2 separate regions of the Homo sapiens genome follow, and region 2 is linked to region 1. Evidence: chromatin loops called from intact Hi-C (ENCODE). Cell type or tissue: K562. All regions are shown on one strand. Each heading gives the region's core, and the rest is flanking DNA. Links, peaks and the distances in the headings are about the cores only.

Region 1 (11,129 bases), core at 1,254-9,253:
AAAACTGAGACACTTTCTGTGACAAAAGATTTTCAGACATTTGCTATGTGCAAGAAGCAGTGTCAGAAAGACAATTTAGAGGCTGAAATGTTGCAATGGATAGGACATTTCCATGGTTTATTGAAAACAACAGAAAGACCATCATAAATCTTACCTTATCCAGAAAAATCAGTGGTTGCCATGATGGAGACCTTCTGTGGTTGCTACGTGAAGACAAATATTTTCTTTGGCTATATTTCAATAGCCAGCATGGTTATTTCTGTCTAATATGTTTATTTCTCCAGGAAATAATTCTAGCCAAGTAATGTCCATTTCAAGAAGGGAAACAGACACTAGTTTTTAGGCTGTGAGGACGTCAAACCTCTTTGTATTTCCCTTCTTCGGTCTGTTCATTCTCTCTATATTTGATGATACCTACGCATAGTCTGTTTACTTCATTTGACCCATATTTACTCATCGAGAGGCCATTCTTTACAATGTGTTTTCAGATGTTCTCATGCCTGTCTTAGACTATAAATGTCTGTGTAATTCTTTGATCAGCAGCTAGCACAGCAGCGGTCACAGTACTGCACACAGAGAGGTCCTTCATTCATACAGGCCCACTCTGAACAGTTGTGCAGGTCACGCACTGCATAACTTCAGCTGGGCCCATCATAATGTAGTCCAGTGCTGTTCAATAGAACTTTCTGCAATTATAGCAATGTTCTTTAATCTGTGTCATTTAATACAGTGGCCGCTAGGCACATGCAGCTCTTGTACACTTATAATGTGGTTAGTGTGACTGAAGAGCTGAATTTTTAATTTTAGTTAAATTTAAATAGTCACATGCGGCTAGTGGCTACTGTCATTGGATAGCACTGTCTATATTCATAGCAGCTCTGCTTTTATTCATACTTTTATTTATCATGCACTCATCCATAGCTTCAGCTATGAGCAGTGTATAGTGCTGGACCCTGTAGATACAATGAGAGGAAGATGGTCCCTGTTCTAGGAAACTTCCAGTTGGAAACGCAGTGCAGTAAGTGCTATGAGGGAAGCCCTTACTGTGTACACTGCTGCACAGATGAGAGGCTGAGTCTGGCAGAGGAAGAGTTTTTTGTTTTGTTTTGTTTTGTTTTTCACACCAGAGATGTTTAAGCTGAGTCTTCAGAAAGGAGTACATCACAAAGACAAAGTGAGTAAGGGCTTTCCGGAAAAGAGATTGTTTTAATATATTTTGTTTTGGGTTTTTTTTTTTTTTTTTTTTTTTAAGGACCAGAATGTCTCACTGTGTTGCCCAGGCTGGAGTGCAGTAGCTATTCACAAAAATGGTCATTGCACAATGAAGCCTCCAATACCTGGGGTCAAGCAATCCTCCCACCTCACCCTCTCAAGTAGCTGGGACTGTAGGCATGCGCCACCGCACCAGGCTTTTAATATGTTTTAACCATTTGATTAAGATGAAATGAATGCCTTTGTGGTTAGCTGGGCACAATCACTCTCAAGACTATTAACACAAATACGTTTGCAAGACAACTGCAAAAGGAAAAGCTCTTTTGATAAAGGTTTTCTAAATTCCAGGGTTCCCACCTGGGGAGGGACCATATTTCCCTGTCTAGGGACAGGATTATGAAGCAACCCACCTAGAAGACCAGTCCTCAAAGTCCTCCAGAAAGACAAGGTTTCATATGTTTATAGAGAGAGTTTGCAGTTGGGCTTTTCTTGCTGGTTGGCTCATTAGAAGTAAGAGAGAGAGAAATAGCTTATTTTACTACTATTGTTAATAAACAGGTATAGGCCTGATATGGTTTGGATCTGTGTTCCCACCCAAATCTCATGTCAAATTGTAATCCTCAATGTTTTAGGTGGGGCCTGGTGGGAGGGGATTAGATCATGAGAGTGGTTTCTCATGGTTTAACATCATCCTCCTTGGTGCTGTCATCGCGATAGTGAGATCTGGTTATTTAAAAGTATGTGGCACCTCCCCTTCACCTCTCTTCCTCCTGCTCTGGCCATGTGAAGATGCCTGCCCTTCTGCCATCAGTAAAATTCCCTGAGGCCTCCCCAGAAGCTGATACTGCCATGCTTCCTATACCACCTGAAGAACCATGAGCCAACTAAACCTCTTTTCTTTGTAAATTACCCAGTCTCAGGTATTTCTTTATAGCAATGACAGAACAGACTAATACAAGGCCTTTCATCATGGTAGAGAAAGACTCCAAAAATCCTACTCTTTCTAATATATTTATGCAGGTGAAATTCAAAGGTAGTCTTTAAAGGTGGAAACATGCTCTGTATAAAAGCAGACGGTGGGGCAGTTCCACCCTTTGCCTCCCTCACTCTTGGAGCAGGGACAGGTCTGATACCCAGGCCTAGAGTCAAGGCTGGTTAATGGCTATTCCAAAGCTTCTCTCTCCTCCTCTCTAACTTCCCCATTCACTGCCCCATCTCTCAAATTCCATTCCAGGAATGGAATTTCACCTACGTACAGTGGAAGACTAATTCTATGTAGCTTGGGGAGGTCTCTGCATCTGGAAGGTAAAAGCTCTAACACATGCACATTTCCAAGTGACTTCATAAACTGAGCTCTATGGCTGGCCCTTGGCAGTGGTGGGCAAGAGGCAACTCCCAAGGAGATTTTTATTTTTTAATTTCAAAGCGGGAAGTAAGAGAGCAGATGGAAAGATGCTCTCCAGCTTGGAGTTGGGCTGAGTGCTTCCTTTCCTTTGGCTACTCCCCAGCATGGGGGGAAGAAAATTCTAGGCACTTGAGAATGTGACAGGTGTTGGGGGGTGATGAGGACCTGCAGACAGCATGGGGTCTCCACATCTGCCACTGCTTTGGATCACCAGCATGTGTGCACTGGCCAAATGGGAGAAGGACCAGAGCCCTGTTCCTGGATCCCTCCCTCCTTCCCTTAATGCTGTGTGCAAATTGGGATGCAACTTTCCCCCTTGGCCTAGGGAGAGACTAGAAGATGCTGAGGGAGAGATGAGATAAGAGATCAAAGAGTCTAGTAGCTTCTTGGGGGACCTATGGGAAATTCCTAGTGGTTTTTCCCATTGGCTTTCACTGCACCTGTCTTCCTGCCCTCCTGCATTATGGGGGGGGCCTATATTCCTGGAACTTTCTAAAATTTGCCCCTCTACATTCCTTCTGAACATGCTACTCTGCTTGCTTTTCTGCATCCTCATCCACCTGCTTTGCTAGAGCTCAGCATGACTATCACTCTGCTCTTGTTCTTCCTCATGATAGTGACACAGGATTGTTCCCTTGACCCCCTTTGTGGGCAGGAACTGGAGTGGCTCATTTCACTCAGCCTGCTGATGGCCACTCCTGGCAGAAGGGAGTGTGTGAGTGAGTGCGGGAACCAGAGTGAACGAATGCTAGAACTAGCCGGTCACTCCTCTCTGGTGGGAGCAAGCTCTGTGTGGGCCCTGCAGCAGCATCCAAGTGTGTTGCAATGGATGCTCTTTCAGCTCTGCTGTCCAGAGATGGCCAAGTGTCAGTCAGCTCAGTGGAAGGTCAGGGTGGCAGCCCCTGCCCTCTCAGCACCCGGGTTCTTGTCCAGTGTCCAGGAAGAATCAGGTCACATGAACTGTTTGAAAGGTGATGAGTGTGGAAGACTTTATTGAGTGGTGGTTGGCTCTCAGTGGAAAGGGAGCCTGGAAAGGGGATGGGAAGGTAATCTTTCTCTGAAGCCTGGCTGTCTCCATCTGGGCCCCTCTCTGAAGCCACACTGCCTGAAATTAGCCATGTCTATCCACAGTCTCTGATGTTCAGTTGCTTCTCTGCTCACTGCTCAGCCACTTGTCTCCTTGCCACTCAGCCACTTGTGTTTCTCTGCCAGCTAAAGTCTTTTATGGGCAAGGGATAGGGGCAGGGCAGGCCAAAAAGGCAACATTTGGGAGGAAAAGTGGGGTCAGCTATATCCACTTAGGGCCACAGTTCCAGGCTTAAGGGTGGGGTTTAGCCGGGAGCCCAGCCCTTTTGTATCAGTGGCAGAGTTTCTGTCCTTTGGCACTTGTTATACAATAGGTCGGCGTAAGGGAGTGTTGTGCAGTGGGAGAGGGTACACCCTGGAGACTCTAAGATCTTTGTCCAACTCCCAATTCCACCACTTACCATCTACAGAGTTAGGAAGCAGTCCCTGAGACCATTCTTACTTCTGACCAATTGCAAGCTCAAGCATTCCCAAGACCCCTCTTAGGTCAGTAATTTATTAGAAGGACTCATAGAACTGAGAGCTCATAGGCTCATAATGGTGGTTTATTACAATAAAAGGATACAGATTAGAATTAGCCAAAAGAAGAGACAGGTCAAGCAGAGTCCAGGAGAGTTGCATGTGCAGAGATCGCAGTTATTCTCTCTTGATGAAGCTGAGGACAGTGCTAAAGTCTCCCAGGAACAATGTGTGACACTGCATGCAAAATATTGCTAATCAGGGAAGTTCTTCCAATCCTTAGTGTCCAGGGATTTTATTGGGGCTCAGTCATGTAGTCATGGCTGACCATCCAAGTGGTTGACCTTAGTTTCTAGCCCCTCTGGAGGTTGAGCCGATGCATGCCCAAAGACCCCACCATCCATCATTGTTAGTATAGACTACCTGGTTTTGCCCAAGACCCCCAGGTAGATAAAGATACTCTTATCAGGTGAGATAACCAAGGACTCAGAGATGACCTCCCAGGAGCCAAGGACAAAAGTCAGATCTCTCTAGGGGCAAAGCTAACACTGTACCACACCCCATCTGTGTGATGCTGTACTCTTATTAACCTCACTGGGCATCTATTTCCTCATCAGTAAATTGGGGACAATGATCCCCACCTCACTGGGGTTTCTGAGGAATGAGTAACATAATATATGCAAAAGGCCTAGTATGTGAAAGGCTTCAACAAAAATTAGGTCCTTCCTAGTAAGCTTAAGGGCCTTTGCTCTTATCTTCTAAACTAGCCCAGGGCATTATTCCCTCTTTCCTCTTCTTCCCACCCTGTCTCCCAATTTGCTTTCCCTTTTCCCCCAGAAAAGGATAATACCTTTATTCCCTGTATGTCATTATTAACTTGCTTTTTAAAAAACAAATGTGTGTGTGTTATCATTGTTATAATTTTTAAAACTGTGCTATTGCATGGATTATTACAATGGATGTAATCATTGTCCTCTTGAGCCGCACTGAGTATCCTTGTGCATACACATCTTTGTGGATTGGGCCAGTGATTCTGCAGGCTGGATTCTTTGAGGTGGCATTGATGGGTCAAGGGTGTCATTAAAGTCTTGATGGTACTGCTGTATTGCTCTCCCAAAAAGGCCATACCAAGTTAAACCTCCACCAATGATGCACGAATCTGCCAGTTTCCCCACACTTCCTAGGGACCAGTGTGGAAGAGGATGGCTTCAAGTGCCCGAGACTCATACCTGGGGCTTTCTCTTGGTCTGAGCCCAGGATGAGGCAGGGCTTATGGAATTTCATTGGGAGGAATGAAACACTAGGGAATGTGAAAATCCTGTGACTTGCCATTCACCATGACAGAGGACACAGTGAGTGAGGTTTCAGGTCTGGGTTGAAAGTCCATGCTTGCTGAGGGTTCCAGCCAGAACTAGAGGTGCAAACCCAGGGAAGAAAAAGAAGCAGGAAGGCCAGATAAATGTCAGGAAAGAAAAAGAGCAACCACTTTCTGCCCTCGGTCCTGAGTGAGTCTGTTCCTGACACAGCAGCAGAACAGCCTGCAAGGTGCGTAGGCTCTTCTTAGTCCCCAGAGTCCATCACCAGCAGGGGGTGCCTCTCCCTCCATCAGGACTTGCCTGCAGCTCTGGGACACCACCGAGGCCAAGGAAACACCTTCACCCTCAGGGCCTCTGGGGGTCACCATGCTCCCTTTAGGCCCACACTTAATTTCTTTATACTAAGGCCATGAAACTTGAGTCCCAGTTCAGTTTCAACCACCAAACCACTGTGTGGGGTCCATCTCTCTAGACCTTCGTGTATTTGCTGTTTAAAAGTAATGAAGAAAGGGGAGGGAAGGCTGAACAATAATTAACATTTGTAAAGAACAGTTTGGTTCAGTACCTTATCTCATTGATGCTCACTCTATGCCCATTTTACAGATGGGAAAAAGAAGACTTAGAGAGGTTAAGTGAACTGCCCAAGTTTACCCTGCTGGTAAGCCAGGACTTTCTTGGCAAATCCTGTGATCCTTCAACTTGACCATATTAGAAGATTCTAGTATTGGTGAAATCTAAAACTTGTAGGGCCCATCTTAAAATAGCAAAGTAGTTTTAACTAGGCACTGTCAGATGCATCTGGGCTTTGAATTATTACTTGGGCAGGTTCCTTGAACTTTGGTGTTCTCATCCAGAATAAAAGACAGTGGTGCCAGGGTAGGAGCTATGAGCACAGAGAAAGTAGCCCTTGAATGGGGCCACAGAGGGATGCTGCAGGGGACTGTAGTTTTGGATGAGGAGCTGAACTAGAAGCTTCCAAGTGCTCTTCCAAGACAAAGATTCTATGATTCCCTAACTGGGATCTTTCCACTGTTTCAGGTGATAATTCTGAGCTCAGATCCTGTGCACAGAACCTAATGCAGTCTTCGTGTCAGAGCTAGAAGAGACCTTGGGCGACCACCCAATCAACTTTTCATGGTTCAGTTGTGGAAACTGATGTCCACAGATAAATGTCTTGCTATCATGTCAGATAGTTCTCCAGCCACGACTGAGGCCTGAGTCCCCCTAGGGCAGAGGAAATCTCCCATTTCTAAAAGAAAGCCCCGCACTGTTCATAGCAGTCACAACCTCTCTCACATCCCTGAATCAGGATCCAACGACTTGCCAATCAACAAATGTTGCTGGAGAGTTTACCACAAACAAGTCTCTGTGCTAGGCCCTGAGAACACAAGCTGTCCGGCAACTTCCTGCTCCCTAAAGTCACAGTCTATGGTGGAGGTGCAAACAAGCGATCCTGTTGGGGCTTCAGGGTACTTCCTCCTGTGTGCTTTGCACGTAGTAGGTGCTCAGCGAACGGAAACGGGGAGACTAGTTATCACTCTCCAGGCAAGCCCGCAAAGAGGCCTCAGGTGAAAAGAGAAAGGAGGATTTTTTTTTCCGGCCCTGGCTCTGCGCACCGCTCCCCAGCGCGCCAGGCGGGGCTGCGTCCGGAGCATCCTTCCCTCCGCCTCTGTCCTGGTCCCCGCTCAGCGGCCGCTAGGAGCGCGAAGGGAGGGGCGCGGGGGCGCGCACGCAGGGTGTCGGGGGCGCGCCGGCCGCCCGGGGACGCGCACGGGCTGGTCTCTGCCCTAATGCGGCGGCTGGCGGCGAGAGGCGCTGCAGGGGACGCGGGGGAAGTGGCGGCGCCGGCAGCGGACAGCTCGGACAGCGCCCAGGGCCGGAGCCCGAGCCCTTGGAGGTAGGCGAGCGCGAACACCGGAGAGATGGGGGTAGAGAGTCATGGAAACCCACCTAGCGACACCCCCTTGTTCCCGCCCTCGTCTGTCTCCATCCCCTGACCTGCCCCCTCCCCCTCCGTCCACATTCCCATCCCTTCCCCTCTCCACACTGTCACCTGCCCCGAATCCATCCGATTCTGTTCGTATGCCCACCCCGTCCCCGTCCAGCTCCCAGCCCCCTGCCCACCCCAACACCCTTTCTATCTCGTTGGCCGCGTCCCCTCCCCCTTCCCGCATCCTCAACCCTTTCCCTTTCCTCTCTGTCCCCGCCTCATCCGTGAGCCCTGCCTGCCCTTGTACTTCTGTTTACCTCGACACCCCACTTTGGATGACCCCATGCCTCCTGTATTTCCTACCGCACACATCAGCCCCTTCTTGCCTCCCCTATTCTCTTCCCCATCTCATGCCCCTACCAGTTGGTGTCCTGTCTCTCCATTTGCTCCCTCAGTTTCTGTCCTCCCCTGGTTCCCCCTTGCACGCCCTGTCCCAGCCCCTTCCCAGCTGCCTCTTGGTGTCCTCCTGCATCACAGTCCCTCTCAAGAACCCCGCCTTCTCCCCCCTTTGGCTGTTAGCTGGCCTGACACCCGTCACCTTCCCTAGCTGCCCTTCCTGGTGCTGTGTGGAGCCATACAGCCTGTACCCAGCCCTCCCTCAGTGGCCTCTGGACCCCCCTTCCCTGGGTGGGGATCTTGGTTGTGGAATATAACCCCTTTCTGCATGTTCGATCCTATTTGTGGCTTGGGGAAGAATGCTGGGGGTTAGTAGGCCTCTCTCTTATGTTCCTCTCCAGCCATGCAGCCACTCTACTCCTCTAGCTGTTCAGGTTTGTTTCCTAGATGGATTGGGGGAGGGGGTGCTAGGCATTGGGAAACTAGGATGGGGAAGGGGCAGGGTCCAGGGGAATGACTGAGCAGACTCCTCCTGGGGCTTGGCCTGAGCCCTGATGTAAAGGCCTGGATGAGGAGCCCTGCTGGAGGGCTGGATAATTTTGGATTTTAGAAAAGATTCTGCTTCAGCCTCCAAGTCAGCACTTTGGCATCTGGAGCTGTCATGAGTGTGGCCCATGGGCTGGGCCAAGAGTGGGCAGAGTGCTGAATCACCTAGAATCTGGTCCCCATGGCAGCCCCCATCCTGTCCTGAGCCAGGTTCTGCTCCTGACTCCTTCCTTGGCATTTTGGCATGGGGTGTGTGTGTGTGTGTGTGTGTGTGTGTGTGTGTGTGTGTTGAGCAGAGATGCCTCATCCCTCAGTGTGGGGGAGAGGACAACAATACCCCTTTTCTGCCTGCCTGTGTCCCTGGCATGAGGGCCTAGTGCGTCTCATCTACCCTTGGAAATGTGCTGGGCCCTGCTGGGCCTCAGTCAAATCTCCAGCAAGGCAAGGGCAAGCCACAGGGCTTTGAGACCTGGTTGGACAGGAGTTTAATTGTTTGTGTGGAGCCAAAGCCAGCCTCAGAGCCCACAGAACTTAAAGCAATAGGAGAATAGCCCAGGGAAAATGTGTGTGAAGAGTGGAAGCCTCTGGGGATAGGGGCCATACCAGCTGTGAGGTGGGGGCAGTGGAGGAAGGCAGGCAGAGATCTATCCTCCTTCTGGTTTGGGGATGATTGGATGTGGTGGAATTGCATTGCAGGAAGAATTGAAGGAGATGGGGGCCTGCTACGCAGCTAATACATTTCACCTTTTGTCTTGACTGAGCTGGCACTTCGGAGGGAGTAATTTCTCCCCTTGTCTTTGGATTCAACTGAAGGGGTGTGTTGTGTGTGTTGTGATGTGTGTGTGTGTTGTGATGTGTGTGTGTGTTGTGATGTGTGTGTGTGTTGTGTGATGTGTGTATAGAGAGAGAGAGAGAGAGAGAATTATGCCAGTAAGGAAAGAGACTCACTCCCACTTAGCCCCAGAAATTGTGGTTGCCACTGTGGAACAGGGAATGGCAGCCCGATTCCTGTCTTAGGGGCTTAGACGAAACCCAGAGGCTTAAATTGAGGCGTTAAGAGCGAATTGCAGACAGACTCTGTCCCTTCTCTGCAAGGCTTTCACTTTAGGAATCCAAGTGACTGGACTCCTTCAGCTCCTGTGCAGTAAACTCTGAATGGGCCTCAGGCAGTGCCTGGCAAGGGGATGTGCTGCTGGGGGCACTGGCTGCACCTTGCTTTGTCACCCTTCTCCGTCGCCTCTCCAGCGTGAGAGGGGGTGGGGCTGGAAGCTTTCCCTGGCATCAGTGCCTAAGGGCTGCCAGCTTTTCCTGGTACAGGGAGAAAGCATTACCTGCAGCCGTTGTTGAGAGCTGATTGGATTAAGGTCCTGATGTTGAAATGCTTGACTGGAGCTCAGGTGAAGTGGGGGATTCTAATAACAGTGTACATATTTCCCAGTTTTGTGCAATGAATTTCACCCCTCACCCCCTTGTTTGGCATCAGAAAGAGTACGGAGAAATAAACCAAGGCACACGGAGGGAGAAGCCAGCTCCCCAGAGAGCTGGAGCAAGACCTTCCAATTGTACCTAGCCAGCTCCCTGTGGGCTGAACTGGCTGCGCTCACAAGGGCTGGTTCTTTTAAGGCACACATTGAAGAGGTGGCTGAGAGCTGGGGGTGGGGTTCTGGCTTTGCATTTCTGGGGTGGGTGGGCCAGAGGAGGGTCTGATTTCTGTGGTGAGTGAGAGACAGGATGCCAAGGCTCTGATCAGTATATTGCAACTTGTTTCCTACCTCTGGCTCCACTCTTCTCCCTCAGGCTTTTTTGGAGGCCAGAGGCACCCTGAGATCTTCAAGACCATGGAGGAGCTGGAGTGTGAGAATCATCCCTTTGTCTTTAGAAAAAGAAATTCTTAGGAAATCAGAGAGGGGGAAGCAGAAAAATTCAGTTCTCAGTCTGTTTGCCTGGGGTGATGTTTGGGGTGGGGAGGGGAGAAGTGAGAGGAACGTAAGGCCGGTTTCATACTTACTCATTTAACAAAGATCCATTAAGCCCTACGGTGTGCTGCTCTGCTAGGTGCTGAGACCATAGAGATGAAAAGTAAGCTAGGGTCCAATCTCTCCGAGCTCCTGGGCAATGGAAGAGGAAGACAGGTGATCAGACAAATAACAGATAAGCTTGAGCAAGAGCATCCGGATAGGGATGTTACACAGCGGGATCTTTAATTCCAGTGGTATCAGCACCCTGCTCTCCACAGCTATGAAGAGGGCTTGGCTGATGCTATCCGGAATGGTAGCTCAGGGCTGACCCTGAAGTTGACTCTCAGGAAAAGGGTAGGGGACAAGATGAGGTTCAAGGTGTTGTCAGATCCCCAGCTTGAAGGGCTAGAGGGGTAATGTTCTGTGTGAACACCTGTGTGAACAAGGTGAACCCGGCTAGATGTGGCTAGAACCTGATAGGGGAATACCCAAAGGGAGCTCTGTGATGAGGTCGAGGCTGCTTAACTCTCCCAATCCCATCTTCTAAGCTCTTGTATTTTAGGGGTAAAGTGTGGCTGGATATGCTTAGAATGTCAGTGAGTCAGAGGAAAGAGGCTCTGGGAGCTACTCGTGTGTAGGCAAGATGCACAGGGATGTGCTGAGAGGCAAGGCGAGGAAAAATATTGTGAGGACTGCAAGGTTCACACACCTGCAAGGTGTGTGAAAGGATTTGGCATTATGGGGAGGTCAGAGTCAGGTGGGAGTCATTGATGGGGAGGGCAAGTTGTTGGTAAGCAGGAGAGGTCCTTAGAAGCTATACA
Region 2 (11,129 bases), core at 2,154-10,153, 140 kb after region 1:
AATGGTCCAGATCCCTTTCCCTGGCACCCAGTCCCATTCCAGATCTGGCCCTCTGCCTCTCCAGCCCTTGTCTCCCCTCATCCCCTTACACCACTGAGTGGACTATGTACTCTTAGCCTTTATCACACACTCTTCCAGCTCCTTAGAAACCTCAGCTCCCCTGTCTTTTCTCCTGGTATAAGATATGCAGGCTTCAAGGCTCAGCTTAGGACCCCCTAGAATGCACTGGGTTCTTTTTTGCAGTTAATCCCCTTCTAACTGGTGTGTTCTGCTCGCCACGCTGCATTGCAATTGTTTATTTATCTGCTGCCTCTTCTACTAAACTGGAAGTTATTTGAGGGCAGTAACAGTCTTGCCCAACCTTTCACCAGCACCTAGCACAGTGCCTGGCACATAGTAGGCCTACAGTAAATCAGGAATGGTTTGAAGAGCTGACCAGCCCATTATGGGGAAGTTGGCATCATTAACCTTGTGCTTTAAGAAATGGTGACTTAAAAAACAATTGTGGGGATAGGAAGGAGACAGCTGTGAGTAGTCAGCTTTAGGTATATTCTAACTAACCTAACAGCCTGGAAACCTGGTCTTTTGGGTTTACATCAGATATAGCACTTGAAAAAAAAAAGAAAAGAAAATATAGTCAACATTTTCAGCCACTCCAGTTATATCATTAATCAGACATTTTCATATTTTAACATCTCTAAAATTGAAATCAGATTTAACATCTCTTAAAACTGATGATGTACATCATTGATTGGTATATATCTTACAGTTATAATCAGTAGTGCTTTCTTCTTAGGAATAAAAAACAAAGGTATACATTATAATTGATGATTACATTTTTGTTAAATGCAGCAAAGCCAAGTTCAATTTCATTTAATTCAGCAAACTGTTGAGTGACTCCTATATGCCGAGTCCTAAGACAGGTGCTGGGGCATAAGATGAACAGATCATGGTCCCTGGCCTCTGAGTGCTGTCGCTGCTAGCTTGAGAATTTGAACCTTGGGGAGTACCTGAAGGTTTGTGTTCCTTCTGCTGGTCCCACAGCCGGTGAGATCTTTTGTGGCGTGAACAGGAAAGAGAAAAGTGTGGTCATAGAACATGGACATGGTGGGCAGGCAGGTCTGCATCTAAAATCCTGCTCTCCTCTCTGCCTTTGCAATGCTGGACACATTACATCCTCTGCTTTCTGATCTGTAAAATGGGAATAAGCCATACTTCAGAGTTGAGAGGATTAGACCAAGTAATGTCAAGCTCCTGGTCGCCACCTGACCCTCTGTAAAGTGTTCTGTCGCCAGGACTGCGGTGGTGATGATTACTGTTATTACTACTAACCTGCTGCCGTACCTCTGCTTTCTTATAGCCATGGAGCCCATCACCCAAGACAAACGTGTCTCTCAGGGCCATAACGGAGACCTATACTTCTCCAACGTGATGCTGCAGGACATGCAGACCGACTACAGTTGTAACGCCCGCTTCCACTTCACCCACACCATCCAGCAGAAGAACCCTTTCACCCTCAAGGTCCTCACCAGTAAGTGAAGGCCCCTGTCCCGGGGCTGGGGGCCAAAGAAAGAAGCCCACTGATCCCACCCAGCCCTAGGTACCTGAGTCTATAGGGGGAGACTTGTCCTTGAGGCTGACCTAGAAATCCTTCCAGCTCATGGTGCCTGAGCCACTTCAGCTGCTCTTAAACGATCTCTCTTGATTGTGAAACCTTGAGTTAAACTTGGTCCTACTCTAAGTCAATCCTCCTCAAATTCTGGTGGGAATCAGAATCACCTTAGAACCTGGCAGCGTACCCAGAACCAGCCTATCGTACCTCAACAGCCCTGAGCCTCTTTGTTCTTTATGAGCCCTCCAGGTAATTCAAGTGCACCCCAGAGTTTGAGAACCACTGCTTCCAGTGGTCATCTAGAACCCCTCTCCGGACACAGCTTGATTATTTCTTTTATTTCTTCTCATTGCTTGGTTATCTTTATTTGTATAAGAAACCCATAGCAGAAAATATGAAAATTAGTGGAGACACCAAAATAAATTTTATTTGATTCTGTAATATGTATATGCTGAACCATATGGAATCGCTATGTTTGTAAGTTGCAGGCTTATGTTTGAGTTTTATTTGTTTTCGTTTCTATTCCCTGATTCTGTTTGGCTGGTACAAAAGCAAATCAGCATTTCCCGACCCATTATAGTGTTGGTGGCTCTCCCTTGAGGAGAGAGAGAAGCTTAGTCAGAAATGTTCTTCTTGGCAAGGACGAGGCAGCCTAGAGCTTTTGCTGCAAAGTCTCAGCCCACTCAGGACGTTGGAAGTTGTCTATGTTGATGTACACCATGGATTTGTAACACGCCTTCCATAAAGGAGCCCCCCAAAAAACAGACCTTAGTCTGACTCATGCTGTGAGTGTTGTTTCTGATGCTCTGGACAGTGAGGATTGTTGGGGAGGCCAGTAGAGAGCACCATGTGGGTGCTGGCAGTTTGCAAAGGTCAGAAAAAATAGGCTGACCCTGGCTTCCTGGAGCCCCTGCAGAGGTGGTGAACAATGGCTCCCCGGGTGGGTGTGGGTCAGGAGAGGTTCAGGTGAGATCACTTCTCATTCAGGACAGGTAGGGGGTGTGACCATTATCGTTCTCTTCCTTCCTCCCTATCCCTGCTGATGGCAGAGGCTGGTGGTCCTGAGAGCCAACACAGCCCCATGCTCCATTTCCACCATGGCACAGAGGTGGATCCAAAAGGAAGCAGCTTCCTTTTCTCTTCCCCTTCTCATGTTTTTTTTTTTCTTTCACCTTTTCATTTTCTTCCTTTTTCTTTTTCACTTCCTTCTTTATTTCTCCTCCCTCTTTCTTTTTCTTTCTTCTTTTCCATCTCTCTGTTCTGTCTTGGAACTCCATTCTGCCCTCCTCTAATCATCGCCTCCTGCCTTGCAGTGTCCCCACACACTGATCTGTGTTGGTGCTGGGCTGCCAAAGGTGGTAGCCGGCAGGTTGCCTGACACCTGCAGCAAGCCCCTCGAGTTCCTGGCAGGGTGACCTGGCTTCACTCCAGTTGCTCCCCCGTCCCTGACTTTCTCATTCCTGACCCAAGCCCAGGGAGACCCCTTGGAGGAGAAAGTTGGTTTGTCTGCAGTGTCTCCTCAGTCCACATCAGGGTGACTGCCTGCCAGCTGGCTGGGCTGGGAAGGACAGTGTAGTCTGCCCAGGACCTCGGAGTGGCCTCAGCAGCCAGGACAGGACTAACAGCATTGGCAGGGGGAGGAGCAGGGATGTCAAGAACAAGATAACATGCTCGCTGAGCTGAGCCTGGACAGCCATCAGCATCACCACCAGGGCCCCTCTCTCCTTGCCCAGACGACGCTAGAAATCGGCCTGCTGCTTTTGGAACTGAGTCAGTTGACCTTCTGTCATCCTGGGCAGAGCCCATCACTGTCACACAGAGTAGAGCAGAGGCCAAGAGACTGAGGTGGTGAAGAGTCTTCCTCTGTAGAATTAACTAACTTCCTCTGCAGTTAGAGATTTAAACAACATGTAGAACTTGGACTTTCCAGAAACACTCTTCTCTACCAGAAGAAGTAAGGGATGTTTGTTAATTCTTCATTTCTAGGTCCTCTATTCCACTGAAAACTCTTTCCTCCGAATGGCGAGAGACCCCCTAGGTGATTGGAACAGAGCCCCATCAGCTTCCTGGAGTTCTCCCAGGGGCAGCTCTGGCTGGGAGCAAGTTCTGGGCATCTGAGCCAGCCCAGAATTGGGCACACTTGCTTAAAATAGCACAGTGGTGCTCTCTCTACTTTCCTGTCTGGAGAGGACACAGGCTTTCTCTTGTACCTTCAGAACCAGGTCTGGGGTGGGAGGCAAAGCAGTCAGGCAGGGGCAGCTTCAAAGGCCCTATTCTCACCAGGCACTCCTGTCACAGTTTGCCCATTTGGGAAGAAATAAATCTCATCATGTCCCATTTTTATTACCTGCATTGAAGGAAGTTGACAATGGTATGTAATGCAAAATACTGGGTAATCTGAAATCATTTTTAAAACCTGGGATGCAGTCAAAGATAAGCAGTGGAGTTGGGCTACAGAGCTGGGCCCGTCCCACTCTGCCTATGCTGTAACAGGTGCTGGGTGCCTCCTGATGCAATAAGAGGCAACTGTGGTAAGCGAGGAGGGTCCTCCCTAAGGCAGACACCAGGGCACACCCCTTCTTCCTCCAGTGTCTAAGTGACATTCTTGGAGCAGTCAAAGAAGTTTCCGTGAATTTCTCACATGTGCTCCAGAATTCACAAACCACGAGGTCAGTTCTGGGCGTGGGCTACTTCTCTGGAGAGAGATAGGTTACATTTCACCTGGTGATATGGGAGCATGAAGGAAGGGCCCTGTCATCTGTATGTGCCACCATCCACCCCCAGGAGAGGAACAGAGTTGCCTCCCAAGCCCAGCTGCAGCCCCCACCTGCCCTTGGGCCACCCCATCTCTTCGTTACATTGTGGATTTATTCCTGCCTTTAGCTCCAGATGGACCCAAGCAGACTTCCCAAACAGGCTGGGTCTTTACAACAAACCCCATCTTAAGAGAGAGTTCTGAATAATGAAAATCTTCCTACCAGGTGGCAAGCAGATTTGGGATGCAATGCAATGCCAGTCCCAGAAAAGGACTCTCATACTTCTTGCAACTAGTTGTAATGGGATTGGATCTGTCGACAAATATGCAAATGTTTTGGCAGAGCCCCTGTTGTCCCTCGAGCAGTTGGACCATGTTCTTGCCTCCTCAGGGCCATCTGCTTGGCTTCCAGTCAGCTGTATACCCCACCCCCTTTTAGTACTGTCACAATTTGAACCCAGTTGCTGGAAGGGACCAGAGGTAGAGAGGGAAAAGCTCCTTCAGGACGCTGGCGTGATGATGTGTCCTCTTCTGAAATGTCTTTCTCATTAAGGAGTAAATGCCCACGAGTTTGAATTACCTAACATTGGAACTGAAGCCACTGATCTTGCTCCATAAGGAATGTCTTCAATCCTGCATAGTCTAGAGAGCTTCGAACCTCCAGAACGTTCAGGAGGACTTTCCTAGTCTGAAATGTAGAACTCACAGCTTGCACTTTCTCCTGTCCCAAGCTCCAATTCTAAATTCTAAAGCCTGAACCTCAGGGATGTTCTCCCCACCTCACTGAACCTCTCCCGGCATCCTCACAAGGAGGGCTTTCTGCCAACAGAGACATCTCCAAGATCATAGTGGTGCCCACCTGGGCAGACTCCAGTGACACATGTTGCTGGGTGTGGCCAGGGCCCCTTGGCCCAACTCTTTTGGTCAATGACCTCCTCCCATTTACCACCAACCTCCTGCAGCTTAGCTTCTGCCCAGGCAGCACTTTGCTCTTCCCCGGAGCTCACTAACACTCCTTTCTCTTTAGCTGCTCCAAGAGCTAGCCTGACCCAGAGTCCTGGGAACTGAGGATTTTGATAAGAAGGAGTTGTTCAAAAGATGGCTACAGGACACCACTAATCCTTCTCTCATTTGTTTGAAAATATAGCAGGACCAATTAATTAAAGTTCAAACCTAATTTCTTTAATTTTAAAAAAACCATTACTGTATTATTGCCTTCTTTTGCAGGATTTAACCTTTTTTTCTCCTTTTGTGGGCTGTTTTGTGTTGCTTGTTCTTCACTGAGCGTATTGCCTTTCCAAATATGCCGTGTCTTTCCTTTGCAAAAGACCACTGCTGCCCTCCTCAGTTGTTTTTCTGGCTTTGCATTTGTTTTCTCTCCCCGTTTATGCCTCTGTGACTTCTCCGTGGCCTCCTGTTTGCTCACCCTCTTTTGTTTGTTACAGACCACCCTTATAATGACTCGTCCTTAAGAAACCACCCTGACATGTACAGTGGTGAGTCGCAGCGGTAACCTTGGGAGTAACCTTGCCTGTGCTAACCCCAGTTTGCCTAACTTGACTGATACCACGTCATTAACTCCTGCTGGGTGGCAGCTGGCCCAGCCAGGGTGCCAAGGTGACACCTCCAGAAGGCTGCCTGCCAGGAGGCAGTGTGGGGGTTTGAGGTGGCTCACCTGGTGGTGTGGTCTCCTCTAACAGGCATGCCTCAAGTTGCTGAATTCTCAACAAGTTGTTCAAACCAGGGTAGGACTTCAAAAGAACTTCTTGAAAAGCAGGAACTTTTACTGAAAAAGTAGAAGCTTAGGAATCAAGAATGGATGAAGGGAGACTATCTTAAAATAGGTGAGTTCCATAGTGAAGAGAAAACAGGAAGTCTGGTTCCTATTGGTAGTTGAAAGAACACAGAAAGCTTGTTAGTATGTTCAGTTAACTCTAGATAGGAATTGCCTGCTTTGTAATCTCACCTTAGTTACCGGGAGTACCATTTCACAGTGAGGTCCCGTGTCTCTTTAAAATCCATCTGGGCAATAGGAGTAAGAGTCCAGCTCTGAGTTCTCTTTCAAGATGAGTATAAATGAGGTGAAACCATCCACCGTACCCTCTCACCTAGGCCTCTCTCCTCCTTTGGTAGTATATGCAAATCAAATGCCCACCAGTCCACACTTGCGAGACATGGAACAATTACAATGAGGCATGGTTTTAACTCATGACACAGCTGGTTGCTCAGTCTGATTAATAGGGTAATTGGCTATTTCCACACCTGAGTTACCCCTCACCATGGCTCAAGAATGTCTTATTTTCCCTGAGCAGCCAGAGGCACCATCATTTGCTGGCTCTGGTGAGGCAGCTGGCCCCCATCATTAGTTATGCCTCAGAAGCTGAGGCTGCAGGTCCTCAAGGGACCTCACTGTGGGCTGAAACAGATAGGAAGTGTCTGCACTGTGATGTGCTAATACAAAGGATGATGAGTGACTGGAGAAGGGGATGGGATGAGGGAGCGCGAGCCAGGGAGAGAGGCAAAGGCTCTAACTTGGCACCAAGCAGCTAGAACCACACTGAGATCCTGCCAAAGAGATTCACTACCCAAGGAATCAGGGGACCTTTGTTGGATTCTAAGCATTGTTTGTTTTCAAGATAATGGGGCCAACTACTATTGTGTTAAGAGCCCCAGAGCCCTGGTATGGAATGGGCCTTGTTCTAAATCGGATTCCAGGTAATCTGTTATAGGAAGTATTCTGTAAGCCTGAGTGCATCAGAGCCAGAAGTTCCCTTAGAGACCATCTGGTCTAAGTTCCTCACTTTATGTAAGATAAGCCATACAGGGGAACGTACACATAGAGTTGTTTTATCAATGGAATAAGTTTGAGTGATTCCAGTCACTTAAACCAGTTTGTGACCATTGATCAAACTATTATTGCAAGAGAATGAGTGGGACTTATGAGATCCATCCAGGACTATGAAACAAGCAAAGCTTACAAGAGTTTACCTGGAGATTGACCCCTTGTCCTCAATCCAGGGTAGGACGGAGCTGACCCAAGTATGAAGCTGCTGGAAAGGATATAAAGTCAAAGGGAGACACATTTTGAACAAAAGACAACTAGGCTGATGCTTCTAGCAAGAAATCAAAGGGAAATGGAAGGAAGGAGGATGACTTCTTTCTGGAGTGCAGGCATCTGGACAGAGAGACTTGATGAAAAGTGCCCAGGGCATCTGTCTGTTTGGCTCTGAAATATGGCACGTCTCTTTTGTAGCAGGAGGGCCACCCCATACTTCTATTTTGTTTTAGTGATTTCTAGAGTGGATTGGTATCCTCTGAACACTGCTAGGTGCCCCCTGACCTGCTGAGTGGCAGGAGAATCTGGTCTGAGATTGTAACTTGCCGCTTAGGATTCAGCCAGGTGAGGAGACCAAGTGGTTAAGAGTGTGTGCTCTGAGGTAGACTGCCTTGAATTAAATCCAGGGTCCGGGACATACCATTGAGTGATGCTGAGTAAGTCATTTAGTGTCTCAGAACTTTAATGTTCTCATTTGCCAAATGGATGTATTACCTGTCTCATAGGATTGTTGTGAAGATTAAACAGGAGAATGTGCTTATGGTTCCTAGTATGTGTTGGGCACATTCTCGATACTTAACAAGTGTTACCCATTACTGGTTTTAAAGGGAATGGTTTAGTGTTGACTGTATCCTGGATAGTTCTTCTATGCTTCTGAAATTAAGAAGGACAGACAGAACTTAAAGAGAAGCCAAGGGGCAAAAAGCAGGTGCAATTATAGGAAGAAAGTACCATAGAGGGAGAAATTGTAGGGCAGACCAGAGAAACAAAAGCTGTTCAAATCCTCAGCTGTGCTGAGAACTGCATAAGAAGAAAAGCTCCAACTACTGCATATGAGGTTTGGGTTAAACTTACAGGAGAAATTTCCTGGTACTGAAAGGTATCAAATATTACTAGACAAAGAGTTTTTCCTATCTTCTGGGGTTGTTTGGTCAGCCATTCCTAGAGCAAGAGAGGTGAATGAGATGCCAAGAATCTGGCCCCATGAGTCTCTGGTTCTCAGTTCTGAGAATCGAAAGCAGCAAAGTGGTCTGGATGAGGGATACAGATGCCCCTAAAAGCTGTTTTTGGTAGAGGTCCTCAGATACGTCTGATTCATTGAACTTTCTTGTCCTGCTAACACATAGCACTTGACAGAGGGGGGCAACTAAGGTTGTCAGGAGTCTTGATGTTTCCTCAAAAGAGATGATCAAGAGGCATTTATCGTTGGACCTTTAAGGCCAACATGGTTGAGGCATTGTCATCTCCTGTTGTCTGCTAGCTGACCATATTTCCCCAGAAACCCATGGACCCACTCTGAGCCACAGCTTACGAGAGCAGGAGAGGACTGACTGTCCCTGGGCAAGAAGTCAAATGAGCTGGCGAGGGAAGCTCTTCCTGAATCCACACAGATATGAGCTTTAGCGTATGGACTCTGAGTTTGATCAGGCATTAGGTCAGACCCCACTCTGAAGATCAGGGCGAATAACCAATACTCTCCAGGGATCCCTGCCTCCATGATGAAAGAGGGTGTCCCATGATAAGATGAGACAGTCATCTGCCACCATTTAGAGTTTCATCTAGTAATCACTGTTGTCTTAGAGTCTTCCTGTCTCTACTTCTCCAGGGAAGGAAATTAGGCACCCTCTTTGAGAACAGTGGCTCTCAAAGCCACCAGCTCTAGTATCCTTCCTAGATTTTCATATGAGTTCCTCCTGCTGCAATTGACTGCATTTCTTCATAACCTTTCCTTTAGGGCCAGCCATCTCATTCCTTAATGATATTATGTCCCCCAAATCTTCTTCAAGTTTTCCATGCCTTTAAGAATCCAACTGAGGTGCCTTTAGAGCTGCTGAATTCCCTCCTCAGCTTCTTTTTCTCCACCTTGGGCCCGAGTTTTTTTTAATAGCCACTGAGGAGAGGTGGGATCTTAGCTGAGACAGTGAGAATAGTAAAACATAGTGGAAGAGTTTCACCAGAGCAGCTCACTAAGACAGAAATATCTTTCTCCTTTACCTCTTTTGCCCTTGCATTTTCTTTGGTTTGAATAAGAAAGATATTCCTGAAGCTGACTGTCAGAAGTAGGAACAAGTGGGATGCCCATCTTTAGACAGAGAGGCAATGTAGAGTGGGTGGAAAGCACACGTTTTTGGTGCTAAATGGCACAGAATCCAAAACATAACTAGCTTGGAACCTTGGGCAAGTCTGTTGACTTCACTGAGCCTCAGTTGCCTCTGCTGAAAATGGGGATACAACCCTCCAGGTTTGCTGTGAGGATTAAGCATAAATGGTGGTGTGGATGGAGCTGTCAGCACAGTGCATGGTCCCTAGCAAACGTTCACTGAATGGTGGCCCTGATTATGACCTCCAACTTTTAGGATGCTCTTCTCTTTTTTTGAACTTTGGCTTGTTTCCAGTAGCTTCTCCTTCTTTAGGATAATTCTATTGTTGCTAGCCCACATCCTACAAATGCAATATTGCTGTAACCTCTTTATAGTCACAGCTACAGTGTGTCAAGGCACCCACAGCAGAACTCTGTGCTAAATTTTCCTCCTTCCCATCATTATTGCTTTGCTGGGTTGTGCGTGCTGGTGGTGTCGCGCGTTATGGTGTAAATTAAACGTCCATAGGGTCACAGATTGGTTTCTGCAGATTTCCTCCCAGTGTGGAAGGAGTATGACGACTTAGCTGGGACCTACCTCTTCCACAGAATCCCAGGGTTCCCAGCTCTTGACGGATTCACCAACCTGACAACAGAGCCTTCTGCCCTAGAATCTCCTTTCCTCATAGTGCCCATGTGTCTTGGTTGTTTTGGTGATTCCGTGATGGTGGGTGGGAGGAAGCTGTTGGTGTCAGGCTTCCTTGGTGCTGAGAATTGGATGCTACAAGAGTTATAGACATAGATGATAACCAATTAACCACATAATGGATTAACCCCTTCAGTAGTCACTGTTGTAATGTGTGTGCTGGTGGGACAGATGAGGCATCTACAGAAAGAGAAATAATATGGGTTAAACTGCTGCCTTATTTTTTGTTCTCTTCTTCCCCTCCAATCCATTCACCTTATAAACCTTCATTGAGCATTTGCTGTATGCCGTGTATTGTATCATCAGCCTCGTTACCCTCTGCATATGTTTCATCCTTTCTTCTTTTGACAAAAAGATAAAATAGAAGCAAACTCTATGAATTGCACTCCACCAGTGCCGAGGGAGAGAGTTGAGTGCCCCAGAACAGGAGCCCCGCCGGTGCAGCCAGGCCCCAGCAAACCCAGCAAGCTCCTTTAGGAAGCACCAGTTACATCTGGATAAAGTTCCCCCGCACTCTCTCCTCACGCTACCAGCACCGATTAAACCCTGGATAAGTGTCTTCATCCTCACCCCAGGTGTCTCTGAGGCCTCCCAGCTCCTGGCAGCTCTGCCTCCCCTCCACCTTTCCCTTGTCCTGCTGAGTCTAAGACCCCATTAAACCCATGGGTGGGCTCAGCTTCTATTTTTGTTTTTAGCCATTCCTATGTACGATCGTACACCTTGGCCAGGGGGTACTTCCTCCAGTTTCCCTTTTGCCTTGGGGTTTCTGGATGGAAAATTCTCGTTCTTTTCCCTTCCATCTTACCCATTCCCCTAGAGCTATACAAAGAGCTCTGGGGGAAGAGGTGAGGCTCGGGGAAGGTGGAATTCACTCTGTCATGGGTGGGCCCATGCTGGCACAACCCTTCTACAGGGAAACAG

Evidence for each region. Hi-C counts contacts between places; a loop is a spot of excess contacts. Peaks named below come from ENCODE experiments on the same cell type or tissue, not always from the same donor. Only the 100,000 strongest peaks of a DNase experiment are listed, where the experiment ranks them.
Region 2: it touches region 1 in a loop (4-fold over the local background); 7 of 110 quality-filtered maps call a loop at or near these places.

What each region holds. Positions count from the first base shown.
Region 1 is chr1:204,821,408-204,832,536 of GRCh38, forward strand. It overlaps NFASC (neurofascin), which reads left to right and starts at 7,245. Exons shown (of 30, transcript NM_001005388.3): 1 at 7,245-7,375. In K562, for the core only: a CTCF peak has its summit at 5,754 (motif pointing right); DNase peaks (open chromatin) are centred at 5,774 and 7,214; H3K27me3 peaks cover 2,296 bases.
Region 2 is chr1:204,956,296-204,967,424 of GRCh38, forward strand. NFASC (neurofascin) reads left to right here. Exons shown (of 30, transcript NM_001005388.3): 8 at 1,361-1,531. Among named protein-coding and RNA genes, the nearest start is that of CNTN2, 81 kb to the right of the region's middle. In K562, for the core only: a CTCF peak has its summit at 5,712; no DNase peak of the experiment used is centred there; H3K27me3 peaks cover 3,738 bases.